Regions from separate parts of the Homo sapiens genome. Here region 2 is linked to region 1. The links are chromatin contacts, found by Hi-C or POLR2A ChIA-PET in ENCODE. All regions are on one chromosome and are shown on one strand. The core of a region is the stretch at or near the end of the contact, and the rest is flanking DNA. Distances in the headings are between cores, read along the strand shown.

Region 1 (2,700 bases), core at 110-2,609:
TGGCTCTCTCTGAGAGACAGTTTACTGGTGGCAGCATTACCAAAGTCACAGGCAAATACCACTTCTGTGCCTTTTCCTGAGTCCAGATGATTGATTTTAAAATTAAGGAGTTTCTGCCATTTTCAGTGAAAGAGATTAAGGAAAAATAAAAAGTGGTATAATAATAATGACACCATGGCCAGCTAGTTCCTCTCTAGCCACTACAGGTCACATTATAATAATAGAAGTATTAATCCTTACTTATCCCACCATGAAACAAAGACACAATGGCGATCACTGTTTTAAATGGCAAATTCTACTCTGGTAAGTAAATTAGTCTGCAAGCTTTAACCAATAAGGAAACACAGAAGAGAAAAAGTCAAGAACAGATAAAATTTTAAAATATGCTTAAGGTCATGTAGATGACTGTGTCAGTGTTTAATCATCCTGCCTTTACCCTTTGACAGATAGAGACCCTCCCTCAGTCATCAGTTGGAACAGCCAAGCAACTCTTCTGCAATGTAGATCCAGGGGACAGAGTGACTCATAATCCTTCAGTGGTGATGTTACTATTAGAAGTCAGATCCAGCCACAAATATGTAACCCAGTAAGATATCCATAGGAAAATAAATTCAAGACAGACTATCCTCTATTCCAAAGTTAGTCTCTTAGAATTAGTCAGGCCTTTTTGATTTGAACTATGTTTTAGAAAAGGTTTAACTTCCTATGGAATAATTCATTTGCTGAATGATAAAGTCAGTTCGGAAGTATCTGGGGTTGCCATCTACATAGCTTGCACCCAAATAAAGAGAAATAAGCTAGAGTAAGCTTTGACCCAGGTGCCTAAATAGGTAAGTTAATACACCCAAGTTCTCAGCAGTCACCATGAAAAATAAAAAGTAAAACCCAAAGACTACTGTTTGCACAATTCTTGACCAAGCATTTAAAAGTGTACTATGAAATGCTTATTAAACACCTTGCAGACACATATTAACATTCCTATTAAAATTAACCTGATCTTGGTTCAATAAACTCATGCCATGAAGAAATATGACATCTGTGGAACATTTAATCTCTGTAATTGGGTCGCAAAAATACGAAATAGAGACCTAAACTCACATGGAAATATTTACTTTTATTTAAAAACAGAATTCTCAAGTGCCTCTCTGCTTTCTGATTTCATTCAAGTCAAGAATAAAAATACTGAAATGTGGCAGGATTTCTAACAGAATGAAAGCCAAGAAACACTGAAAACATAGTTTTGAGATTTCCGGTTTAGTTTCCAGGACAAAGAGATTCATTGTTGGTTTTATCATCTATGCTACGTAGATACCTGGATAAACAAAAGCTGTTGACCTCTTTGGGGTCACCTGTTGCCCCATTTTGGCTCTGATTTTGCACTGCTCTTCACAATACAGTGCTGGGATGAATCCAACCTCTCTTTACCACAATGGCTCCTAATCATTCCCAAAGGAAGAACTGGAAAATATTTGGAATTTTTCTTCTATAGTTTCACATTAGTTTATTCTCAGAGCACTTATCATCTGTGTTTTGAGCCACATGTTGGGTAAAGAAATATGTAAGAGGGATTTAATCACTTTTTCTCCCTGAAGGGTGATATTGTATTTTTGTTAGCATAGTGTTTATTTTGTTTTGCTTTGACACATGGCTTCTGTAAAAATTTCAGTCAGTCTTCCTCTTCGGATTTAAGTACTCAATTCCAGGCAATGAAGACAAACACCAAAGCATGACTTTTTAATATTGTAAATTTAGTTGCTTTTCATGATTAATCTTTTCATGGTATCATTCAGCTCATTATCTTATACATATTGTCTGTAACACAAGAGAATGTATCAATTTTGTGAATTCATGACAAAATTTATGAGTACTCAGGTTCCACTTATCACAATCACAAATGCTGTTTTCTTTTCTTGTAAACTTACTTCATTCTTATGCTCAAATGAAGGAATAAAAGCATTTGCTAGCAGCCAATATTCTAATATCAGCTTTGCATACACAATTTTGTTAAATAAGACAAAGAAAAAACTGAAAAGGGAAACAGAAGTTATTAAATTTGGTTAAGGGATTACACCTGGTTTTCTGCTGCCCTGATTTGTTTTGGACGAGAATGCATTGAACAGATGTTATTCTTTCTTTCTTTCTTGCTGGGATTTTTGTCGGTTATGTTTCGACATATTACTCTATTTATTTATTTATTTTTTGCATTCCCATAGCCACCACCCTATGTCCACTTTTAGCTACATTTCAGAACTTAGCCATAGCCTCCTAACTAGCAATATGGCAAAATAGTAGCAAACTCAGGTGACTATTCATAACAGTAGAATGAAGCTGGTAAAACTCAGAGAGGCTGGGCTTAGCTGCTAAAACCCCCTTTGTGGTCAACTTATTGCCATTTGACTTCCATCTTGGATTATTCTTGCTGAGTTGCCATATACCCATTCTTTTTCACTACCTAAACCATTGCCTCACACCATGTTCCTTCAATGATTCTGCTACTAAACTGAAAGCTCCTGGTTTTATTCCTATTAGGCATGTAGGAATGACTGTTCTTTTATCTTCGACCCTGACCTCTAACTCTGGTATTTGCTTTCTGCTTATGCTTCCTGGCTTCCTTCTACTCTGCATCCACTCAAAACAACTAGCACTTTGCAACAACAGACTTCAGCTTCCACGACAATTAATAGTAAAAATTATGGAAGA
Region 2 (2,700 bases), core at 173-2,672, 240 kb before region 1:
TACAGTGGCTGATTTGTCACGACCAGCCAGAAACATGCAAAGCTATACCAATTGTTCTGGAACACTGATTCTTAAACGGATGGCATCAGAAACGAAAAGAAAAAAATCCCAATCATAATAAAAAGTTTATTCACTCTAATTTCACACCAAAAGTATTTTACATAGGAATGATTTGTATAACTAATGTTATTAGTTTAGTCCTGTAGCCCATTCACAAAATGGGAGAAATAAAATTAGTTAAAATGAAAATATTAAGTTAGACGTAAAATGGGCAGAGAATCTAGCCCCTTTATATTAGCATTTTCCTACTCTCACTCCAATTACTTAACGTTAACGGACGTTTCATGTACACTTTGTTGTTTATACTACTGAATGTCATACATATCCCTGACTGTGCTGTGACATTTTAGCATCTTAAGAGTTTTCCAAACTATTAGGCTATCTGACATAGATTTCTATTGCAAAAGTAAGTATACACAACTGTGGCTCAAATTTCCACCCCAAATATATGGCATTTGGTCCTTTCTTTTTTTTAATACAATATATTCACTACCATAGTTTTAATGCAACATAATAACCAATAATTGACAAAAATAACTGATACAAATAGTTGAACTTTTTGTGCTAAAAGTTCAATTTTGATAATGTGTACACAGCCATATAGAAAACCTTCTTAATTATAATTTAAAGATAACATAATACAAGAGGTTTTACTGCTTTATGAATATACTTTAAAATATCTGTCAATTATTTACCAAATTTAAGGTATTATGTAATTCTTTATCACTGTAAATGCCCCACTCAGAAATATACCTACACAAAATGTACTAACATGGAAATAACTCTAGATGATTTACACAAAGTTAAAATACATGTCCTGGTTGTTATATTAAAGAAGTATAATTAAGCAACTCTTAATACCTATTTTATTTTGGAAATCATTAAGGTCAGTAACATGGCAATTAAAAAATTTAAATACTTTTAAACAAATCCACATATTACAAGAAAAACATTGGGTAATGATAAGTGAACTCATGAGAATCTGAAATATCAGAAAATGTTATCACATTTTCTAAATGCAGTAAGTAGCTCCCCCTCATCCTTGTACGATACATTTTAAGACGCCCAGTGGATGCCTAAAATTGTTAATAGAACTGAACCCTACATACACTGTTTTTTCTAATACATACACACCTATGATAAAGTTTACTTTACAAATTAGGCAGTAATAAATTAACAATAACTAATAATAAAACAGATCAATTAAGTAAAATAAAGGTTACTTGAACACAAGCACTGCAATACTGAGACGGTCAATCTTATCACCAAGATGGCTACTAAGTTCTGACTAACGCAGGTATCCTATACAACCTGGATACACTAGACAAAGGGATGATTCACATCCTGGGTGAGACAGAGCTGGACGGCATGAGATTTCATCACACTACTCAGAATGGAGCAAATATTAAATTCATAAATTGTTTGTTTTGGGAATTTTCCACTGCATATTTTTGGACCACAGCTGACCGTGGGTAACTAAAACCGTGAAAAGCTACACTATATTTTCTCAAATGAAGAGACCTGTTAGATGAAAACAGTGCAAATTATTAGGTAGATTAAAACTCTGTACCCATTTTGTGCAATTTTTTACTACAAAGGGGATTTAACTTAAAACGATTATGTCCTAATTGTTTAAGAAAATCTTAGTATATATTAGTTGTAATCCAAAGTAAAGTTCTTAATTTATAAAACCATATATAATTTACTTTAAGGATAGGTTTATTTTAATAATTTTAGGTTAACCTCCAACTAATTGTAATAATAAAGTTATATAACATCTTTTGTAAACATGTGTAGCCGGGCGCGGTGGCTCATGCCTATAATCCCAGCACTTTGGGAGGCTGAGGCGGGCGGATCACAAGGTCAGGAGATGGATACCATCCTGGCTAACACGGTGAAACCCCGTCTCTACTAAAAATACAAAAAATTAGCCGGGCGTAGCAGCGGGCCCCTGTAGTCGCAGCTACTCGGAGGCTGAGGCAGGAGAATGGCGTGAACCTGGGAGGCGGAGCTTGCAGTGAGCTGAGATCGCGCCACTGCACTCCAGCCTGGGCGACAGAGCAAGACTCCGTCTCAAAAAAAAAAAAAAAAAAATTTATTATAAACAAACGCACTGATAAAAATTTATATCAAGCTGTATGTAAAAGATAATACAATAAAAAGGACAAAAATGTTAAGTAAAACAATCCTACCATAAAGTTACAGTAAAAATTTTTTGTAAAAAAATTTAAGATAGGTTAGATTGCAAAGAGTGATTTTAATTTTTATGTAAAACAATAATTATTTCAGAAAAATTTGCCTAAATTAAAACGTGTGCTTGTGTAAGTTATATCATGTGATAAGAAACTACCCTCTAAGCAGAAAACAATTATTAAAGGACTCAAATATCAGATGTGGAGAAAAGTTTTTCTCCAATTCTGGACAGTTAAGGTAGCAACGAAGGTCCACAGTCAATTATGAACACAGCATTTAATAAATTATACCTACCGGGCTGGGCGCAGTGGCTCACGCCTGTAATCCCAGCACTTCAGGAAGCTGAGGTGGGTGGATCACCTGAGGTCAGGAGTTCGAGACCAGTCTGGCCAACATGACAAAACCCCACCTCTACTAAAAATACAAAAATTAGCTGGGCTTGGTGGG

What was found. Hi-C counts contacts between places; a loop is a spot of excess contacts on that map. ChIA-PET counts read pairs that join two places held with the same protein, here RNA polymerase II (POLR2A).
Region 2: a map of PC-3 shows a loop between it and region 1 (4-fold over the local background). The contact joins two enhancer-like sites. A Hi-C loop is called at or near these places in 1 of 168 maps with a recorded cell type or tissue (PC-3). POLR2A ChIA-PET finds 5 or more read pairs at or near these places in 2 of 52 experiments (IMR-90 and activated CD4-positive, alpha-beta T cell).

What each region holds. Positions count from the first base shown.
Region 1 is chr5:53,358,835-53,361,534 of GRCh38, reverse strand. No RefSeq gene overlaps it. Among named protein-coding and RNA genes, the nearest start is that of FST, 120 kb to the left of the region's middle. Within about 2 kb of position 1,359, at least 3 of the 41 ENCODE cell types and tissues checked have a DNase peak (open chromatin) inside an H3K27ac peak, as active enhancers do; they include PC-3, where a contact is called at or near this core.
Region 2 is chr5:53,600,458-53,603,157 of GRCh38, reverse strand. All of the region lies in intron 1 of NDUFS4 (NADH:ubiquinone oxidoreductase subunit S4), which reads right to left. Among named protein-coding and RNA genes, the nearest start is that of NDUFS4, 41 kb to the right of the region's middle. Within about 2 kb of position 1,422, at least 5 of the 41 ENCODE cell types and tissues checked have a DNase peak (open chromatin) inside an H3K27ac peak, as active enhancers do; they include PC-3, where a contact is called at or near this core.